Regions from separate parts of the Homo sapiens genome. Here region 2 is linked to region 1. Evidence: chromatin loops called from intact Hi-C (ENCODE). Cell type or tissue: tibial artery. All regions are shown on one strand. Links, peaks and the distances in the headings refer to the core of each region. The heading gives the core; the rest is flanking DNA. Region 1 overlaps ALDH3A2 (aldehyde dehydrogenase 3 family member A2). Region 2 holds the start of ALDH3A1 (aldehyde dehydrogenase 3 family member A1).

What was found. Peaks named below come from ENCODE experiments on the same cell type or tissue, not always from the same donor. Only the 100,000 strongest peaks of a DNase experiment are listed, where the experiment ranks them.
Region 2: a loop joins it to region 1, with 4 times the contacts of the local background. A loop is called at or near these places in 43 of 110 quality-filtered maps.

Annotation. Positions count from the first base shown.
Region 1 is chr17:19,653,232-19,663,128 of GRCh38, forward strand. ALDH3A2 (aldehyde dehydrogenase 3 family member A2) reads left to right here. Exons shown (of 10, transcript NM_000382.3): 4 at 3,135-3,343; 5 at 4,514-4,631; 6 at 7,896-8,037. It also overlaps the pseudogene LOC124900397. Among named protein-coding and RNA genes, the nearest start is that of ALDH3A2, 9.4 kb to the left of the region's middle. In tibial artery, for the core only: no CTCF peak of the experiment used is centred there; no DNase peak of the experiment used is centred there; H3K27ac peaks cover 592 bases.
Region 2 is chr17:19,738,480-19,750,815 of GRCh38, forward strand. It overlaps ALDH3A1 (aldehyde dehydrogenase 3 family member A1), which reads right to left and starts at 9,819. Exons shown (of 11, transcript NM_000691.5): 1 at 9,780-9,819; 2 at 6,489-6,655; 3 at 4,753-4,984; 4 at 4,066-4,151; 5 at 3,525-3,733; 6 at 2,614-2,731; 7 at 1,857-1,998; 8 at 1,029-1,195; 9 at 517-616. The coding sequence starts at 6,650. RefSeq lists a silencer at 6,409-6,468 and enhancers at 6,528-7,495, 11,776-12,055. In tibial artery, for the core only: a CTCF peak has its summit at 6,580; a DNase peak (open chromatin) is centred at 6,588; H3K4me3 peaks cover 1,148 bases; H3K27ac peaks cover 1,914 bases.

The DNA.
Region 1 (9,897 bases), core at 794-8,793:
ATGGGGTTTCACCGTGTTGGTCAGGCTGGTCTCGAGCTCCTGACCTCAGGTGATCCGCCCAGCTTGGCCTCCGAAAGTGCTGGGATTACAGGTGTGAGCCACCATGCCCATGTGTCTGGAATTGGTGGGTTCTCGGTCTCACTGACTTCAAGAATGAAGCCGCGGACCCTTGCAGTGAGTGTTACAGTTCTTAAAGATGGTGTGTCCGGAGTTTGTTTCTTCTGATGTTCGGACATGTTCGGAGTTTCTTCCTTCTGGTGGGTTCGTGGTCTTGCTGGCTTCAGGAGTGAAGCTGCAGACCTTCGTGGTGAGTGTTACAGCTCTTAAGGCGGCGCATCTGGAGTTGTTAGTTCCTCCTGTCTGGAGTTGTTCATTCCTCCCGGTGGGTTCGTGGTCTCGCTGGCCTCAGGAGTGAAGCTGCAGACCTTCGCAGTGAGTGTTACAGCTCATAACGGCAGTGCGGACCCAGAGTGAGCAGCAGCAGCAAGATTTATTGCAAAGACTGAAAGAACAAAGCTTCCACAGTGTCAAAGGGGACCCGAGCAGGTTGCCGCTGCTGGCTTGGGCAGCCTGCTTTTATTCCCTTATCTGGCCCCACCCGCATCCTGCTGATTGGTCCATTTTACAGAGAGCTGATTGGTCCGTTTTGACAGGGTGCTGATTGGTGCGTTTACAATCCCTGAGCTAGACACAGAATGCTGATTGGTGCATTTACAATCCTCTAGCTAGACATAAAAGTTCTCCAAGTCCCCACTAGATTAGCTAGACACAGAGCACTGATTGGTGCATTTACAAACCTTGAGCTAGACATAGAGTGCTGACTGGTGCTTTTACAATCCTCTAGCTAGACATAAAAGTTCTCCAAATCCCCACCAGATTAGCTAGATACAGAGTGCTGATTGGTGCATCCACAAACCCCAAGCTAGACACAGAGTGCTGATTGGTGCATATACAATCCTCCGGCTAGACATAAAAGTTCTCTAAGTCCCCACCCGACTCAGGAGCCCAGCTGGCTTTGCCTAGTGGATCCCACGCCGGGGCTGTGGGTGGAGCTGCCCATCAGTCCAGCGCTGCGCGCCTGCACCCCTCAGCCCTTGGGCGGTCGATGGGACTGGGCGCTGTGGAGCAGGGGGCGGCGCCCATCAGGGAGGCTCGGGCAGCATGGGAACCCACCAGGGGCGGGGTGGGGGCCTTGGGCATGGCGGGCTGCAGGTCCCGAGCCCTGCCCTGCGGGGAGGTGGCTGAGGCCCGGCGAGAATTCGAGTGTGGCGCTGGTGGGCTGGCATTGCTGGGGGACCCGGGGCACCCTCCTCAGCAGCTGGCCCAGGTGCTAAGCCCCTCATTGCCCAGGGCTGGCGGCGCCGGCCAGCTGCTCCGAGTGTGGGGCCCATTGAGCCTGCGCCCACCCAGAACTCGCTCTGGCTTGTGAGCGCCACGCGCAGCCCCGGTTCCTGCCTGCGCCTCTCCCTCCACACCTTCCCACAAGCAGAAGGAGCCGGCTCCAGCCTTGGCCAGCCCAGAGAGGGGCTCCCACAGTGCAGCTGTGGGCTGAAGGGCTCCTCAAGCGTGGCGAGAGTGGGTGCCAAGGCCAAGGAGGTGCTGAGAGCGAGCAAGGGTTGCCCGCACGCTCTCACCTCTCACCCAGCCTATAAGAGTACTTCTGCTTTCAAAAAAGACATGTCTGTGGCATGAAAACATGCCACACATACACAAAAAGTGCCCTCCTGAACTAGAGGGCAGATCCTCACACTGACTTAACATGCTGGCATTTAAGAATATCAAGAACTGAATAAAGAAAATGATCTGCCCAACTGCGGGTAGTTCATCTGTCTGAGTCAGAGGTTCTTATGCCTTCCTGGGGAGGAAGTTATGATGCCGCGAAGAAATTGGCACTGCTGAGTTCTACATGCAGTTGCTACAGGGAGGAGTCTTCATTTAGCTTTAAGCGAAATACAGCTTAAAAATATCTTACCTGTATTCTGTACATCAACTTGTGATGGATTGAGGCCAGTTCTGGTTCTTGGAATGATATTTTTCTCTTTGTTAGAGCCATTTTGTTCTAATAGCTGTGATGATCCAATCAAGAAAGATGAAATGGAAGACAGTGAGATGTCAAGGATTGAATAGGACGTAGAACCAGAAGATAGAGGTTGAAGGTACCGCTTTGCCCCTGACCAGGGGTAAATTCTTCAATAACTGACTCTGTCCGGATAAGGAGGATAATAATGCTCTACCAGCTTCAGTTACCGTGTTAGGGGATCAATAATATATGCTATGTAGATTAAGCCATAGAAAAGTTAAAGCTTGAAACATTTGTTGGGCAGCTGAACCATGAAGTGAATGAAATTAATTCGCCTTCAAGTGGAAACATGAGATCCACAAGCCAGCTTTTACTTCACACTTCCACCTTGGAGTCTTGAATACCTCTCTGTCTTCCTTGCTTGCCATCTGTTCTCTTACTTTTGATGCTGTTATTGTCCAAGATGTTCTCTCTTAGAATAGCTGGTAATGATAGCACAATGCATAGATGGGCTCAGTCCACAGAAGCTACGTGAATTCTCCCAGTAACAGATGAGGAAATTGAGGCTCAGAGATGTTCAGTAGCTTGCCTAAGGTTGCATAAGCTAGTGAGTGGCAGAGCCCAGATTCAAACCAGATACACTTCAAAAGCAAGCGCTCTCAGCTACTGTGCCGGATATACCATTCATTCAGAATAGCGTGGGCTAAGCCCACTCTGTGTTGTGAGACAGAGAACATTCAGACTAAGACATGCATGACCTGTCCTGTGGGAGCCACTCTTCACCAGAGGCACTTCTGCACACACCCGCGTCTCATGCATTTTCCCTGGTCAAATTCAACCATTTGTTCTCCTTAGTGTCTTTGTTGCTGAGCTCATGTAAAAAAACACTGGAGTCTCCAGATTAGTTCTATGTGGGTTCATGCTTCCCAGATGCCATCGGACTGTGTGTTCTCCTCTTGTCCTTGGTCAGTTCCCTCTCCCATCCCTCACAGGGACTGGTCTTGACACTCTCTGGGTTTTACTGAATGTTACATGTTTATGTTGAAGAGATTGCTGATGTTAGACGTTAGGATTTATTTGGCAGTGCAAGAGTTTGTGTTTCTCTTTCTTTGAGGATCTCTATATTGTTATTAATGGTGGTGTTGAGGAAACCACGGAGCTCCTGAAGCAGCGATTTGACCACATTTTCTATACGGGAAACACTGCGGTTGGCAAAATTGTCATGGAAGCTGCTGCCAAGCATCTGACCCCTGTGACTCTTGAACTGGGAGGGAAAAGTCCATGTTATATTGATAAAGATTGTGACCTGGACATTGTTTGCAGGTGAGTCTGGCTCTCTGATTTTCTGAGGTTTTCCCAGCACAATGGAGACTTTTCCTGACAATGTTACTCTTTGTACTTGAACCCCATACCTTATGGCTCCAAGATACATTATTAAGCTTTGGTGGTTGATGTCCTCAAGAGTAACAGGAGTCTTTCACTGTCTCTTGGCGCCACTGTCAAAAATGGTGAGCTGTAAGTCCTGACATCATGTGGTTGTCCTTAGGAATTTTAAAAAAGTTATATCTGTTCTCAAGATTACAGCTAGATCTAGCAAGAAATTTTAACGTTCTTCTGGCCAGTGATCTGTGAAGTACATAATCCAAAGTATTGTGTGTGCCTAATAAAATCTTTAAATGCCCATTTGAGAGGGTATTATGCTGATATCTTAACTGAGATCCTTTGTGGGCAAAACAAGTGTTCCTCATTTTTTAACTGTGAATAACATCTTGCATCTGAAAATTAGAAAATAAGAGGTTTCAGGTTCTCTCTGCTAAATCCGGTTTAGCTACTAAGAAGTGCCAAATCATAGAACTGACTCTGTGCTCTGGGTGGTGTGGCTTTCTCTGCCCTTCAGAGATTCCAGGTCAGGGTTCCAGGTTGGCTTCCTAAGTAGAAATCCATTTGTCAAAACCAGACACCCTCAGTTAGTGAATGTTTAGGGCATGGGTTTCTGCCCATGCATAGGAAAGGTCTTCCCAAGTGGGGCAGGGCTCCACAAAGAGGAGGATGGCCTTGGAGGCTGGCTGACATCCTGCTTTATACCTGAACATCTTGCAGGCAGAGCCAAAAGCCACAACCAGGAGAGTCTGTACCGAACTCTGGTCATCCAGGACTTTCCTTTGGCTGGACTGGAAGAGGGGAAAGGACATTGGGAGGCTGTTTCTCCTCTTTTCCTGCAGCAGGCAATGGCTTCACTGTTTACCAAGTACTGTTTGCCGTGAGCTGGCCTGAGAACTTCCCTGCTATGTAAAATATTCCACCTCATTTGGAAAATACTTTCTAAGTTCCAAACAACTGATTTAGAAATGAGTTTTTAACTTTTTTATAAAAATTGCCAGATAAATATATGAATCTATTTTAGTTGCAAGACATTCAAACAACACAATGTAACAAATGAATATTTGACTGAATTACTGAATTATATAGCTGTTCTGGATGTTTTCCCCTCAGACGCATAACCTGGGGAAAATACATGAATTGTGGCCAAACCTGCATTGCACCCGACTATATTCTCTGTGAAGCATCCCTCCAAAATCAAATTGTATGGAAGATTAAGGAAACAGTGAAGGTTTGTATTAAAAACATCTGATTCCACTGATTTTAATAAGATAAGGAGTCAAATTAACTATTCGCAGGCAGCATCCCCATTTGTTTCTCCCTTCAGGAAAATTTCAAAATCATATGTGACTCAGTGAACTTATTGACTAATATGAAAATGCTATGTGTACCATAGAATATATGCTGGGAGCAAGGTTGCATTGGTGTTAAATCTACTTAAACTGTCTAGTTGATTTGTTGATGATTAGTTGTGGCATATACTTTTTTTAAAAAAGTTAAATAATCGTGTGTCCGTGGTTTTGAGGGAATGTTGCCAACCCTTTAGGTATAATCAGAGAGACTCTTTGGCATATTGGCCATTGCTGCTGAAGGTTATCAGTTTTTGTGTATGTAGAGGGCCTAGGGTGGCCAGTAGTTTGGAGGAGTGACTTAATTAAATAACTACTTACAGTATACCCTTTATATAATTAACAATCTTTCAGCGTGTTTAAAGTAAATATTTGCAGTGAGGGAACCAAGGAAGACTGCATGTAGAGTCCTAAGCCAAGACTTGAAGAAATATAGGATTTAAGTTGGTAGAAAGGAATGGGGGCTGGGCACGGTGGCTTATGCCTGTAATCCCAGCACTTTGGGGGGCCTAGGGGGGCAGATCACTTGAGGTCAGAAGTTCAAGACCAGCCTGGCCAATATGGTGAAACCCTGTCTCTACTAAAAATACAAAAAAATCAGCCGGGGATGGTGGTGCATGTCTGTAATTCCAGCTACTCAGGAGGCTAAGGCACGAGATTTGCTTGAACCCTGGCAAGAATCGCTTGAACCCGGGAGGCAAAGGTTGCAGTGAGCCAAGATCACGCCACTGCACTCCAGCCTGGGCGACAGAGCAAGACTCTGTCTTTAAAAAAAAAAAAAAAAAGAAGAATGGGATGACCAAATGACCAGTGTGACTGAGTTCAGCAGTGGGTGAGGATCATTAACCCCTCAGATGAAAGAAATTATTGGAGCAGTCACTGTTTACTCGACAGATGTTAATTGAGCACTAAAAGGAAGGATCAAAAACACCAAAGAGTAATGCATGTGATCTGAAAATGAAAATTGTTGGCCAGACATGGTGGCTCACGCCTGTAATCCCAGCACTTTGGGAGGCCAAGACAGGTTGATCACTTGAGGTGAGGAGTTAGAGACCAGTTTGGCCAACATGGCAAAACCCATCTCTACTAAAATTACAAAAATTAGCCGGGCATGGTGGCACGCACCTATAATTCTAGCTACTTGGGAGGCTGAGGCACAAGAATTGCTTGAACCCGGGAGGTGGAGCTTGCAGTGAGCCAAGATCATGCTACTGCACTCCAGCCTGGGTAACGGAATGAGATTTTATCTCAAAAGAAAAAAAGATATGAAAATTGTCGCCGTTGTGGTGGTTCACTCCTGTAATCCGAGCACTTTGGGAGGCTAAGGTGGGAAGATCGCTTGAGCCCAGGAGTTCAAAACCAGCCTGGTCAACATAATGAGACCCTGTGTCTACAAAAGAAAAAAAGGTTAGCTGGGTATGGTGGCACATGCCTGTAGTCCCAGCTACTCAGGAGGCTGAAGCCAGAAGGATCACTTGAGCCCAGGAGTTCAAGGCTGCAATGAGCCATTATTGCATCACTGTGCTCCAGCCTGAGTGACAGCATAAGACTCTGTCTCAAAAAAACAAAAAAAGAGAAAATTGGCTGGGCACAGTGGCTCACTCCTGTAATCCCAGCACTTTGGAAGGCCAAGGCAGACAGATCACTTGAGGCCAGGAATTCAAGACCAGCTGGGCAACGTAGCAAAATCTTGTCGCTACAAGAAATACAAAAATTCAGGTGTACCGGCGTGTACGTGTGGTCCCAGCTACTTGGCAGGCTGAGGTAGGAGGATCGCTTGATCCTCCTGGGAGGCGGAGGCTGCAGTGAGCCAAGAATGTGCCACTGGACTCCAGCCTGGGTGACAGAGTGAGACCCTGTCTCAAAAAAAAAAAAAAAAGAGAAAATTATGTACCAGGAAGTTCAGGACAATAGTTCACTATGTGTTCCAGGCAGAGTAACTTGGGGGATGAGGTGCTAGGGTCTTGACATGGAAATTGGACTATCATTTTTAGTCATAGGACTAAAAATGGATCCAGATGAGCACATGAAGGGAGAGTTGCCCAGATTCAGGGTATGTGGGAAGAGAGAGTGGTTAAAGATACTTGTGAGATTGAAAATATTTGGGAATTGGAGAATGCTTAGTTGAGTGTGGTGATGAATTCAATTTCAAAGGAATAAGGGCCTCTGCCTCCCTTTGAGGCATTTATACTCTTAACACAGTGGTTCTCAAGCTACATGTTACCCTAGTGAGCCATTTAAAAACAAGTTTGCAAGCCTTACCCTCCAAAGATTCAGCTCGTCTGAGGCCTCCAGGTGATTCTATGATGCATTCAGCATTGAAAACTACTGTTGGTGACTCTCGAGTCAGAGCCCAGGCACATGCATTTTAGCAAGCTGCACCAGTGATTCCGACCACCCAGACTTGAGAATTGCTCTTGGTAGAGGTTGGATGAACAATGTTCATTTTGATTTGGGATGAAATTGGGAACTCTCACAAGGCTTTGAAGTGATGCAGCAATTCAGTAATTTTGTTTGTTTTACTAAGTAAATATTGATTGTATGATTATTGACGTTCTTTTACCTTGGTAATTTACCAAAGCTGTATTTTGATCCTTCGGGTGGTTTCACCATCATGTGTAAGTGGTGGAAATACCAGTTCAAAGAAGACCAAAACAACAAAGTGGAGCAAAGATTGGCAAATGGTTTCTGTAAAGGGCTAGATGGTAAATATTTCAGGCTTTGCAGATGTTAGGGTCTCTGCTGTAACTACCGAACTTACTGTAGGGGGAAAGCAGGCACAGCCAATGTGCTAACAAATAGGCAACTCTGATGCAGAGCAAGACTTCTTTCCCCAGCCTGCTCCCACTGTCAGCCCCAGGAGGTGAAGGCCTGTGGGTGGACTCTAAGAGATCCATAAGAACCTTTGGAACTATGGACAATGACAGATCTCTGTGTGTGTGCATGCTTTATTTTCTGGTCCTCGACCTGCCAAAAAGCTGAAACTTGCTACTATCATACTACTGTTAAATTACTTGAGGGGTGGGGTGTTAGATTCTGTGAGGATATAAAACCAGATTGATTTTGGGGCATGGCTGGATTTTGTACTTACTGAAATTGAATTGTGGGTCTTTGTGACATTTATATACTCCTGTTGTTTTAAATAGGAATTTTATGGAGAAAATATAAAAGAGTCTCCTGATTATGAAAGGATCATCAATCTTCGTCATTTTAAGAGGATACTAAGTTTGCTTGAAGGACAAAAGATAGCTTTTGGTGGGGAGACTGATGAGGCCACACGCTACATAGGTAATGGAAATTCTCCTTTTCCTATGGGAAGATGGCAATTTGGCAGTTTTTGCTGACACTACTTATTAACACTAGATAAACTATTAAATATATAGCATTTAATTGTTAAAGTACTAAATCCTGCTTTCTGGTATACTGTACCTGTAGCTTTTGTTATAAACTATTTAAAATGTCTGTGTTTCTGTGTATTGAATGATGCCACCAGCGTTGCTCCAGTTGTTCATATTTACACATAACTCCTTTTTTCCTCCTAACAATCCTGAGAAGCAGAATAGAACTTGATGTAATTATCTGTAGTTTGTGGATGGGAAAACAGCACAAAGAAGGAAATAGCTTGGCCACTATTCCACAATTAACCAGTGACGGTACCATTCCAGAAATAATGTTTTGGTCCATCATGCTTGACCTTATTATTTGTGTACCTTCTTTGTGCTTTTTCTTCTTTGCCTTGAATATGTATTACTTTGAATGTTAAGCACATTTTTCTACAGTAACATATAAGGTGACAGAAAAATTAGACACATTTTGCTGGCAAAGAAGCTGCACCACCTAGCTTTACTTATCCCCTTTATCAGATAAGATGCTATAAGTCACCAAAAAAAAAAAAATCAACTTTAAAAAAAAAAACTTAAAAATGAAATAATAAGCAGAATTGATTCTCTTATAATTAGCAGTCCCGAGGTTCTCCTGAGCTAGATAATTCAGTGGCCCCGTGGTACCATCAAAAAACCCTGATTCTTTGTACTAGGATGCAAAAGAAAACAATCCTTGTGCCTTCTATCTCTCTTGGTGGCAGCCCAGATTGAATTGGGGAATACATCTGTAGAAAAAAGAGAAAACAGACTCTACTTGTTTCACCTCTCTGTTCTCCCATCCTCAGCATGTCCACATTGCCTATTTCTAGGCTAATGAATGGTAAGAGGAAGGGGCTATCCTGATTAGCTTATAGACTAATTAGGACTTTCCCCTGACTTCGAGCTGGGATCATCTTACCTGAGCATGGCTATGCAGAGGAAGTAGACACTCAGCCCAAATTGTTTCTCTGACCTGAGGAAGATGTGGGCAATGGATTTGGAGTGGCAGTTTATATACCCCCTGGAAGTGGTGCTGCAAGAAGCTGTCCCCAGCCACATTGCCAAGATAACCTATTAGAAACTGGGGGTAAAGGAAAAGTGCCAACTTGTTATTGTCAGATGACTTCTCTTTTGGTTGACGAGCCAGTTTCTTACTTACAGCATCTTTTGGAGTACTGCTAGTTGGTGACTTACATTGGCAGCAGATGCTGGGACACTTTGTCTAGCCTCCCCAGCATCTGTTTCACCCTCCTTTCTTGTGCCTCTTCCCCATGGTAGATGGAACAGTGGACTAAGGTTTAGGGAATTTTGACCATTTAAGTCTGTTTTCTTAATCTGTCTAACAGAGTTATAATAAAGGTTAATGAGATCATATATATGAAAGCACTCGAGTTAAGAAAAATAGTATTGATTTGATTCACAGAGGAGCTGTCTTTGCTCCTAGAAAGACCTGTCCATTCGAGACCAGCCTGACCCAACATGGAGAAACCTCATCTCTACTAAAAATACAAAACTAGCCGGGCGTGGTGGTGCATGCCTGTAATCCCAGCTACTCGGGAGGCTGAGACAGGAGAATCACTTGAACTCCAGAGGCGGAGGTTGCAGTGAGCCGAGATGGCACCATTGCACTCCAGCCTGGGCAACAAGGGCGAAACTCCATCTCAAAAAAAAAACCTGTCCACAGAAAAATGTTAAGTATAATCTACAGTTAAATACATGCATGGCTGTGAACAGGGTTCAATGTGAAAAAGATATATTTGAGTGTGTATCGTTCCCTTGGTTTGCA
Region 2 (12,336 bases), core at 2,691-10,690, 87 kb after region 1:
TCAGCATCCTGCCCCCAGGACGCCCCAGGTTTCCCTCTCCACCTTGTTGGGTGTATCCCAGAACCACAGGGACAGGGAGGCAGAGCCCCAGCCACCATCACCCATCCTTCCCTCAAATCCTATGGCCCTCAGCACCCAGCCCCAGGTTGTGGCCCTTTTCTGGGCCTCCTGAGGGTGGCCAATGTCTAGGGTGTCCCCAGGGCATCCACACTGTGGGAGTGCCCAGCAAGGGTCTAATCCCAGCTCTGCCACTAAATGGCTGTGTGACCTCTGGCCTGGGTCACCTTTCTCAGGCCTCCATGAAATAGGCCGGTGCACCAGGTGACCTCTAGGAACCTCTAGGCTCCCAGGTTAAGTGTGTCTGATGGATGGCACGCAGAGGCCAAGGTCCAAATGGAAGAGGCTAATGGGAGGCTGCCGCCCGGGCTGCAGGAGGTGGTCCCTCCTGAATTTGCTGGGTGAGTGTGCCCAGCCCTGGGGCCCAGAGGGAGGCAGCAAGCTCAGCCCCAGACTCACCCACGCCCCCGAAGGGCAGAGAGTGCAAGGTGATGTGGACGATGACATCGTTGGCCGCCACCCCACCACTGGATGTCTCTGCAATCATCTTCTTAATCACCTGCACCAGGACCCAGCCACTGGCCTCAGTCTCCTGCCCACAGGATGCCCCAGCCCCCAACCCGACCCTGCCTGGGTATAGCCTGGAGCCACAAGGACAGGAGCAGGTGGAGGCAGAGCCTTAGCCTCCATCTCCTGCTCTTCCTGCAGACCGCGTGGCTGTCAGCACCACATGAGCAAAGAGTGACAGCAGCCGCCCCCATGCCTGTGTGCAGGGCCCTGGGCAAGGATCGCTCATTCAGTGCCCTCAGGTGATGCTGCTGTCCTGATCTTACAGACGAGGTGAAAGGAGCTCAGAAAGATCCAGTGACTTGCCCAAGGTCACACAGCCAGAGAACAGTGAAGCTGCAGTTTGAACCCAGGTCTGTGGGCCCCAGGACCCTGGCAGAGGGCACCCCAGGCCCACCACCCACCTTGTCGTTGCTGGAGAACATGTAGAGGGCCAGGGGCTTCTCACGCTGGTTGATGAACTGGATGGCCTCCTCCAGGCTGCGCACGCACACGATGGGCAGCACAGGCCCGAAGATCTCCTCTTGCATCACCGGGGACTGGGGGTCCACGTCCGTGAGGATGGTGGGGGCTGAGGCAGGAAACAAGCCAGAGTTGGACGGCGCAGAGACCCCCACGCGGATGGAAAGTGCAAGCACCTAGACCCCTGCTCCAACCCTTTTCCAGGCAAACCTGCCCAGGCTTGGAAAAGGGCAGGGACGAGGCCTCAGAGAGGTACCCTAGGCACCTGCGTCCTGGATGCCATCTGAGCAGACCACTGGGGACAACTATAGGTTAACCTGTACGGAAGGACCCGAGATCTGTCTCCAGGAGCAGGCACTGCACCTGCCGGCCACCTGATGCCCTGCCAGAATTCTCTTGTCTCCTTGACAAACTCGGGGCCAAGAGGGTCCCATCTGGTGACCCACAGCCTGGGCACTGGGGGCCCCTCACGGCTGGGCACACCTGGGGCTCCTGTGGCTTCTGCTGTCCCTGCTCCTGCTGCTTCAGAGGGGCAGGGAGATGAGGCCCCTCTTTCTGGGCCTTTGCTGGGAGAGGGGATTCTGAGGTTGAAGCAGGGGCTGTCCTCAGCCCCTGCCTGCTGGAGTCTACCGCAGGCTCCCTGGTGAAAGCAATTTATACCCATCCCGAGGTCGTGTCCGCTTATCAAGCATCTGTGCCCACTTGCTGTGAACTTGCTGGGGACCCCTGCAGCCTGGGCAGGTGGGCTGTGCTCTTCAGGGGTCACGCACCTATGTAGCGAGTGGCGGCATCCCCGGTGCCCCCATAAGCCACCTTCTGGCCCTCAATCAGGCCCATCACCCTCTGGAAGTGCCGGGCACTAATGATTCTTCCATAGTCCCGGGATTTCTTAGCATCTTCCCCGTAGAACTCCTGTGGAGAAGAGGTGGGGGCTTCGGGTAAGGACGCAGAGCCTCGTCCTGCCCAAAGGCTGCACAGACACAGGCCAGCAGTGTCTGTCTTTGGGTGGTGGGATTCTGGGTGGAGCTTTTTTCTTCTTTATGCTTTTTAATCTTTTCTAAATAATCTATAGTGAGTGTGCATTATCTTTTTTTTTTCTCTTAGAGACAGGGTCTTGTTCTGTTGCCCAGGCTGGAGTGCAGTGGTGCAATCATAGCTCACTGCAGCCTCAAACTCCTGGGCCCAAGCAATGCTCCAGCCTCGCCGTAGCCTTCTAAGTAGCTGAGACAACAGGCATGCACCACCATGCCACCATGCTTGGCTAATTTAAAAACATATTTTGTAAAGATGGGATCTTGCTATGTTACCCAGGCTGGTCTCAAACTTCTGGCCTCAAGTGATCCTCCACTCTCTACCTCCCAAAGTGCTGGGATTACCGGTGTGAGCCACCATGCCTAGCTTGCATTATGTTTATATTAGAAGAAAATAAATCCAGTGTTTCCAAATCTGTAGAAGTTGGTTAAGGGGCCAGGCCCCCCTTGTGCCTTACAGCCTCTCATCCCACCCTGCCAAGGGGTCAACACTCACTTTCAGTGACTTCTTGAGCTTCTCCACAATTTGGTTCTGGATCGAGGGGTCACAGAGGATGTAGTCAGGGGCCACGCAGGTCTGGCCACTGTTCATGAATTTCCCCCAGGCGATGCGTCTGTGAGAATCCCAGACTGGACTAAATCCAAAAGGTTCCCCAGGAGTTGCATCTCGTTTTGCAGACCCCTGAGCTCTCTGGTCAGCAGAAGCCATCGGCTGTGACCTTGCCACCAGTGAGTCCTCCCAAGCGGTCTGCTCACTTCTAGACACTGGACCGAGCAGACCCAATGGCCCTGATCATGTTCACCGGCGACTGGTGGGGAATTTCTAGAGGACGTCTGTTGAGGGCAACCTCCGTGCTCCCTGATCACGCCCTTGTCCTGCACAGCCAGGTGTCACTGCTACTCGGGCCCCCCTACATCTCTGGGGCCACAGATGTGGGATATGGAGGTGGTCAGAGCCCTGGCTAGGGTCAGGAGGTGCAGATACGGGTTCTGCCCCAGACCCCGAGCAGCGGTGGCCCTTCTCCCCTCTGGGCCTGCTCTCCAGAACTCAGATTGCCCTGCCCCATCAGAGGGCTGAACCCAGTACAGTTCCTTGTGTCCTGAACGTCCCACAGCTGCTTTTTCTGCAGCCTCTGCTTGGAGTACCACTTCCCCAGTGATGCGCACTCAGCAAACAGAGCTCAGCCTAGACCTCTCCCCCTCCAGGAAGCCTTCTGGGACTCCCCACACGTCTTCTGTGCATGTGGTCCCCACCCCTACCCCCATGTAAGTTTCTGCAAGGACCACTGCTCCATGAGGCAGGGGGTGTCTGTGTTACTCAGAGTGGACCCACAGCATGAGGTGCAGTCATGTGTGCTTGGAAAGCAGAGTAAGGACTGCTGCAGCCAGCAGGCCCGTGCCTCTCACCGGCAGGCCACGTCCAGGTCACAGTTCTTGTCCACGTAGCAGGGACTCTTCCCTCCCAGCTCCAGCGTGACAGGGGTCAGGTGCTTGGCAGCAGCCGTCATGATGATCTTCCCCACCCCCGTGCTGCCCGTGTACAGGATATGGTCGAACCTCTCCTTGAGCAGCTCCGTGGTCTCAGGGACACCCCCATTGATTACTGGGTACAGATCCTTCCATGCAAGGAGAGAGGGGAGGCTCAGCAAAGACCAAGCCCCTCCTCGCTCTTGCAAGTGTGGGTGAGTTGCAGTGGCCAAGACCAGCAGCCCCGAAGCTCAGCACCCCACCTTGGGCGGGGGGTAGCAGTAACTGGCAGTAGACCGCCTTTCCTGGCCCAGGGGCTCTGTTCACCCCAATGAGAGAGGGCAGCTGCTAAGAACAATCCTCAGCCCCACCAGTAGCTTGGCCCCTTGCTGCAAGAATTCACTATTTCTCACCCCCCAAAGACCTGGCCCTAGCTCAGTTATGAGGCCATGGAGTTACGAGGCCCTGGAGGGCAACTCACCTTGTCCAGGTACTGGGGGATGATGGTAGCCAGCAGGCTCGCCATGTTCTCACTCAGCTCCGAGGGCTTGAGGACCACTGAGTTCCCTGCAGAGCACACCGAGCCAGGCCTATGCCCAGGGTACTTCACCAGAGGCTCTGCCCTCCCAAGGACCACACCTGAAGCCTCCCCTCCATTGTGTGTCCTCGGGACAGTGGATGGAAGAGTTGTTAGCAAACAAGCACATGTCACGGGGCACACCCAGGAGCACGCACGGGCACATGACAGAGGGACACACACGGGCACACGCTGGCCAGAGCTGCACCACCTGGCCCTCTGAGTTGCTGAGATGTTGGAGGAAAAGCAGAAAGGGGAGAGAGGCTCTGGGGGCCCGGTTGGTAGAACAGCGCTGGCCCATTCTAGGAAGGAAGCCCTGATGCATATTAGGTGACAGAAGCTCCAGCCCCCCAACAGGGGTGGGGGAAGGCAGGCCCTCTCTGTATCACCAGGTGTGGACACCTGAGCCTGACTGGACCTCAGGCACCAAGAGGCCTGGCTAAACAGCTTGGTCCCCACAGCCTCCTGTGACAGACCCAGCAAACCCTTATCTGACCCCAGGACTCTTAACACAGGCCTGAGCCCATCCTGGCTTGGCTCCACGCTGGGGGACGGTGCTCCCCCAGCTTCCCTTCCCACAGGGCCATGCACCTGCAGCGATGGCGCCCACCATGGGCTGGATGGTGAGGTTGAAGGGGTAGTTCCAGGTGCCAATGACGAGGACCACGCCCAGTGGCTCCGAGTGGATGTAGAGCTCGTCCTGCTGAGTCTGGGGCGTCTTCTCCACGGGCTCATCCGCGGCCCACTCAGGGAGCTTCTGGATCATGTACTCGATCTCCTCTAGGACGTACACCACCTCCTCATAGTAGGCGTTCCATTCATTCTGCAGCGACAGAGCCGGAGTGAGCTTCCAGGGCCAGGGCCCGCCTGCAGCTGGGGCGAGTGGGGAGCCCCACTGCTCAGCTGCCAGGGTGATGGGGGTCACTCACCCAGCCCAGGGTGGGGGCAGCCGCAGAAGGCTCCCAGGGGAAGCAGAGCCAGGATTAGCCGTTGGACCTGTGGGTCTGAGAGGACCCCTTTCTGCCAGAGGGGGGCCCAGGTAGGTTTGCGGCCCCAGGGGAGAGAGCCGGTGAAGGGACCAGGCATGGGCAACGGAATGGATCCAGGTAGGGGGAATAGAGCCGGGCAGGGGAGAGTAGATTCAGGCAGTGGGAATGGATCCGGGGAGGGGGGGATGGATCCGGGGAGGGGGGATAGATTCGGGCACTGGGAGCTGGATCCGGGCAGGGTGGAGGGAGCCAGGCCCTTTAGTTGTCTGGAGGGGGATGCAGGACCAAGGGCTGCTGGGCGCTCAGGGCCTCCTGTGGGGAGCAGGGGTGAGAAGAGGAGATGCAGACGGCGGAAAACGCGTCTCTTTTATAAACTTGGGCTGTGAAGAGCAACACAGAAGCTGTAAAGTCAACAGAATGGGTTTCCTTGTTGTTTCTGGTTTAAGATGAGAAGTCCTGAGCCATTTCTTGAAAAGTGCAGTAGCAGGCCCGGCGCTGTGGCTCATGCCTGTAATCCCAGCACTCTGAGAGGCCGAGAACTCCTCCTGAGGAACTCCTGAGGGCAGGAGTTCAAGACCAGCCTGTCCAACATGGCGAAACCCTGTCTCTACTAAAAATACAAAATTAGCCGGGCATGGTGGTACACGCCTGTTGTCCCAGCTACTGGGGAGGCTGAGGCAGGAGAATTGCCTGAACCCGGGAGGCGGAGGTTGCAGTGAGCCGAGATCGCGCCATTACACTCCAGCCTGGGCGACAGAGCGAGACTCTGTCTCAAATAAATAAATAAAATAAAATAAAAATAAAAGTGCAGGAGCAAAGAGGGTAGTCGGTGGGAGGATGGGCTCCGGAGCGCTGGACCCCAGGCAGCATGTGGGGACAGCAGGGGGCTGCGAATGCAGAGGTGTCTGGTCTTGCTCAGGGTGAGGGACGGAACAGCCCCTGTGAGAACTGGGAGGGAGGGGAGAGCCCCCCATGCCCTCCGGGGTGCCAAGCTGCTCTGGTTCCTGGTGTGGAGAACCAAGTGGTCCTGCGTGGGGCTGAGGAATGGGGAGGACCAGAAGTTCAGGGTGTCGGGGCAGCAGGAAGTTGAAATGGGGGACGCTGCGGGCGGGACGCGGAGGCCGGGCCAGGAGGAAAAGGCCAGAGGGCGGAAGAGGCGGCGGGGGCGCGCGGGGCGCGGCGGAGGGGAGGGCGGTGCGCCCAGTCTCCGCGACCGAGGGGCCAGGTGGCCCCAAGTCCTTCCTGAACCTCTCTGGGTCGCACTCTCCCCAGCCCCTCCCCCCACGCCCCATCGCATGGCCCCGACACTGGCAGAAGGCGGCCGCCCAGCCTGAGCACCTTGTGCAGGTCTGCGGCCAGCGCGCCCACCAGCTCCTGCTCCTGCTCCTGGATCAGGCGCTGCAGCGCCTCCAGCTGCTGGATCCGGAACTGCAGCGGACGGGTCCTGCCCGAGCTGAAGGCGGCGCGGGCGCGCTTCACGGCCTCGCTGATCTTGCTCATGGCGCCTGGGGACAGAGAGCACCTGCAGCTGGCTGAGGGGCACGAGCGCGCCCTGCCTCCCACCCTGCCTGAATTCTATAGGAAGGGACTTCCCTGGGCTCGGCCTTGGGGAAAATGGCCTTTCCGCTGGAAGGTCCACTTTCTGCCTCGCCTCCTCTCCCGCCCCTCACTCAGACGCCTGGGCCCTGGCTGCCTTGCTAGCCCCTGAGAAGGTGACACCCGCCGCAACCCGAGTCCTAAGCCGAACTGCTGCTGGGGGCTCTTGGCAGCGTGCTCGCGGCAGGGCCTTTCCCGGCCTTTTCCGCTCCCTTACTTGCTTGCAAAGCTGATGGCACAATCCCAGACCAACACCCCCAGAGCTCTGCACACGCAGTCAGCCACTCTCCAGATCAGATTGGAGGGGCGCAGTCCGCGATTCCACACCCAAGCCGATAAAGAAAAACCCAGCACCACCCTCCTGGCTAAGCCATTGTTCTAAAAAGCGCTGGTTTCTTGGCAGAGCTGAACCAGGCTTGGTGTGTAAACCACGCGTGCCACACCTGGGAGACGCACGCCCATGCCCGCCAAGGATTCAGAGAGCTGCAGATTTCCACAAAGAGGTGTGGAGGCGATTCCTGCTACCAATACACGAAAGTATAGTGGCAAATCGGGATGGCCCTGCTGGGGGCAATTTGGCAATATGTGGCAAAAGTTTTTCAAACATACTTCTCTGTGACGAAAAGGTCCTACAGCCTTTCCTAAACATTCACGAATAAGAAAGTCATCACTGTTTTCTATAACAGGGAAGTATTGTAAACATCCCAAAGATCCGAAAGAAAGGAGACAGTTTAAATGACTCCTGTCACACCCACGTAAGGGTTTACTGTGCAGTATTTAGGGATTAGGTGGAGCAGGCTATTCAGCATGTTTGTAGGGGCTCTCTCTGCACCAGGGGTGTCTCAGGCACTGGGGATAAGAAAGAAAACAGGTTACAGGCCGGGCGCGGTGGCTCACGCCTATAATCCTAGCAAACACTTTGGGAGGCTGAGGTGGGCGGGTCACCTGAGGTCAGAAGTTCAAAACCAGCCTGGCCAACATGGTGAAACCCTGTCTCTACTAAAAATACAAAAATTATCTGGGAGTGGTGGCAGGCACCTGTAGTCCCAGCTACTTGGGAGGCTGAGGCAGGAGAATTGCTTGAACCAAGCTGAGAGGAGGAGGTTGCAGTGGGCCGAGATTGGGCCATTGCACTCCAGCACTTTGACCGGGAGAATGGAGCCATAATCACAGAGTTCTCCTATTAGATTAGTGGTAGGAGGTAAGGCAAGGTTAGTGAGATTTGCTAGAAGTCAAGAGGCTGTCAGTGGAAGCGGTATTTGAAGGCCTCGGGTAAGTAATATAATTACTTTCAGCGAGACTCCATCTAAAAAAAGAAAAAGAAAGAAAGAAAGAAAGAAAAACAGAAAACAAGTTACAGAACAACAGATGTACCAGGCGTGTGCATGTGTGTGTGTGCGTGTGTGTGTGTGCGTGTGCGTGTGTGTGCATGTGTGTGTGTGCGTGTGTGTGCATGTGCGTGTGTGTGTGCGTGCGTGTGTGTGCATGTGCGTGTGTGTGCGCGCGTGTGCGTGTGTGTGTGGGCGTGCACGCTCTAACATGCAAGAAAGGACTAGAACGGTAGCCCCCGACACGATGAGACAACTGATGGGGGTGGAATTATTGATGATCTGTTTTCCTCTTATGCAATGTTTGACTTTTTGCAATGAGCTTGTATTTTTTAAATTTTGGTGCGTTTTAAGATAGGCACTACATGCTCATGAAACAAAATGTAAAATATAGCAAAGGGGCACAGAAAAAAGTCTGCCTCCCTCCTCCCTGCTCCATCAGCTGTCAGGTGCTGCCCCACAGAGGGGCCACTGTTACCAGTTCCTTACTCCCCTTCCTGAGATACTCAGCCCACTTGCAGACCCGGCATAACTTTTAACATCAGCAGAAATAGGGTATTTCCATTTTTTTAAAAAACCCTATATATCATATGTAATATATAATTATATTGTATATAGATATATGGTCCTGCCTACATTCCAGCGAGTGGCTTCCAATCCTTCCTCTGCCTCCCCTCCCCATAGGCTGACCCCTAATCCCAGGCTTTCTGCACAGGGAGGAGGGACCTGCTGGCATTGAGGGTGCTCTAAGCCTGGCCCTTCCATGGTCCCTCCCTATGTTCTGATAGGAGGCTGGGAAAGCCCCCTCACTGGGACCTCCTCAGTCCCATGGGCCAGGCCCCTCCTGCTGACCACAACCCAGGAGAGAAGGTCCCGCTTCTCTCCCGAGCCTTGTACGGTCAAACCAAGGCAGGCAGCCCAGGTGGGAAGAGCCTGGTGAGCGTGGGACGGGATTGGCCTTGCACCCCAGCATCGCCACTTGGAACTGTGGTCTCTGGGCTGGACGGCCTTCCCAGGACTTCCCCGAGAGACAGGTTAACAAAGGTGCCACTTCACAGAGATGAGTGGACACCATCACGTCGCAGCTGCACCCAAATGGGAGCTGCTGCAGCATGCACTGGGGGCCTCCCCAGAGCCCGTCGCCTCACACCCCACATTCCTGCACCCCGCTCCTCTCACCTGTGCCAGTGTTGACTTTGCCCCCCAGTGACACCTCCTCCCCTCCTCATTGCCTTCCATCCTCACAAAAGCTCTGTAGTGATGCCCATGAAGAAGAAACGGTTATGAGTGCATTTTACAGATGAGGAAAGGGAGACTGAGAAACGTTTAATGCTGTATCTGATCTCACAGTTAGCAGGTGGCATGTCAGGGTTTGAACCCACATGCATCTCTGTCAGCAGCTCATGCCTTTAGCACTCGGCTCTGCTGCCTTCCTTCCAGTCATGGAGTCTGACGGCCCATCAGGGCCTCTCACTCCACGGCCACCTTGGTGTCCCTGCTCCGCGGATCCCTGGGACCTCTGCCTCCTGGTTTGGGGGATGGCAGAGCTGCCAGAGGTCCAGGAGGATGCTCCAGAGATGATGGTCCCAGAGGCAGGGACCCCCTGGAGAGATGATGTAGGACTCTTGACACTTAGGGCCCCGGCTCTGAGTGCAGACTCCACCTAGACAAGAGAAAAAATAAGGAATGCAGGGAAGAGGATTACCTTTGACACAGCCTCTCCCGGTAACTGGGGCTCCTGGAACGGCAAGAGCCAAGAGGGGACGTATTTAAGGACCCTGCTTCCCGTCCATTGAGCCCTTGGAGTTCCTGCCCAGGAAGTTTGCGTGACAAGAAAAAAAAATATTCAAATGTGGGGTGTGGCGTCCTCTGGACCTCTGCTCCCTACAGCCCAGGTTTTGGGGATTAGGTCCCGGGCTGTTTGCTTTTGTTCACTTCTGAAATGCGAGAATGTTTCTGAAGGCTTGGGCAGGGCACATCTCCAATCTTCAAAAGAGCCTATGTTTGCCCTGGGCGTGGGGGCTGCTGATTGATTCAGCCTGGCATGGAGCTCTTCCAGCTTTCCAGACTTGCCGCTGCCAGATGCGGTTCTCTGAGTTCTCTGGTTACATAAGATCGGCAGGGCTCAGCCACGAACCACAGTGAGAGCATGCAGCTCCCCCGAAACGCACCCCCAGCCACCGCTGCCCCGGGCCCTTCACATCCCCCAGTGTGCACAGGGCCCCATTGAGTCAGAGATCCTAACCCTGGGGAGCCACAGGCTGGGGACTTTTGATGGGGGTCTCCAATCCATAAATCTGCTCTCTCGTTGAATAGCTGAGAAGAGGGCCAAGGGTCTGTGTGGTCACCGAAAACCAGAGATGCTTGGGAAGGAAGGAGTCTGGAAAAGCCGTTCCCACGCTGTCTGATCAATGTTCGCTGGGCTCCTGCTCTGCACCACGCTGTGGGGAGGAGGCAGGTGTGGAACAGACTCTCGGCCCCTCTCACCAGGCGCTTCCCGCCACCCTCACCCGCCTGCAGGCAGACTGCTTACCAGCATGGGGTCCCTGCTTCCCATTTCATTCGAGGAAAACACAAGGTTCCGGTCCTGGCCTACGAGTCCTGAGGATGTGCTCTGGCCCTCCTGCTTCTCTCCACCTGGAGCCCCCTTCCCCTACATCCACCCACACGGCTACGCTCCAATGTGCTGTGGAAAATAGCACAATGCTGTCGTCTTCCTCCATTATTTTTTCTCTGGAGCGTTTATATCTTGTTTGCTACCTGTCCCTTAACTCCTGACAGCTAGAATTTGATTTGTTCACTGCTGTAACCTCCATACAGCATTTATAGTAGATGCTCAATAAATATTTATTGACTGACAAAATAAACAGGAAATTTCAAAATAATGTGAACACTGTAGTAACCAGGTAGGCAGAGGATGCTAGAGGGGCTGGGGTGAGAGTCCGTGGGAGGGAACATCATCTGAGCTGAGTGAGAAGCATTTGGGCAAGGAACAGCAAGGGGGCTGGAAGAGCAGAAGCAAAGGCACAGAGGCTGGGAACGTTATGTCACGAAAAAGTGCGATGTGTCCACTGTTGCCAGCAGGAGGTGTGGAGGTGAATGACTCTCCTGGGGCGGGGGCTCACGGAGGCCTGTGGGCCAGGCTGGCTGTGGGGGTGCAGGGCGCTGAGGAGATTATCAGACAGACAAATGTCTGCTATTTTTTGTTTTAGAGAACCCCCTGGACAGGGCACAGTGTGAGAAAGGTCTAGCCCAAAGGCTGCAGCTTCCAGCAATGCAGGCAAGAAATGACGAGACCCCCAAATAAGACTAACAGAATGGGAAACATTCCAGAAACAGCAGAAAGAAGCATCTGCAGGACCTCGCACCTGTGCAGGGGCTGGACTGGGTGGTAGGTGCAAAGTGGGGTGCCTCCTGAGAGGGGAGAAGACCGAGCCTGTGCCAGCCTCTCCCCTTTTCTGGTGGCAGCAGCTGATTATCTTTGCAGGCAACCCCTTCCTACTTGGTGAGATGATCAACCAGGTGCCTTCTCCAGGCCAGCCATGGGTTGGGGTGGGCTCCCCATGAGGCCTCCCTGACTCTCCTGGGAATTTGGATCTTGAGTAGAGGGCAGAATGCAAGGCCGAAGGCCATTCGGAGCTGACTTCTTGTGGCAGCGGCCCTCCCCTGGGAGAACCATGGAAGCAACTAGCAAAAGCCAGCAACACAGCATTGAGTACACGAAGTGACCAGAACAGTGCCTGGCGGGCCGAGGGCATCCTGGAAAGGTTAGGTGGTGTGGGTGTCATCAAAAGTGGCAGCAGTAGTGGTGGAAGCGTCAGAGCAAGGAGCCTAAAAGCAGTTCAAATCTACGAAGAACAAAATCCTTGTTTGCGTGTTTGGGTTTTGGTTATAGTTTCAGTAGTGGCAAAAGTGTGGGAGTGTGGGTTGTGCTAGAAACTTGCAGATACTTGCTTTTCAGATTTTCTTTTTTCTTTTTTTTTTTTTTTTTTTGAGACAGGGTGTTGCTCTGTTGCCCAGGCTGGAGTGCAGTGGTGCCATCACGGCTCACTGCAGCTTTGAATTCCGGTGCTCAAGCGATCCTCCCACCTTGTGACTACAGGAACCCACCACCATGCCTGGCTAATTTTTAAATGTTTTGTAGAGATGGGTCTCATTATGTTGCCCAGGCTGGTCTCAAACTCCTGGGCTCAATTCATCTTCCCGCCTCAGCCTCCCAAAGTGCTGGGATTGCAAGCATGAGTTAATCTTTGCAAGTCCTA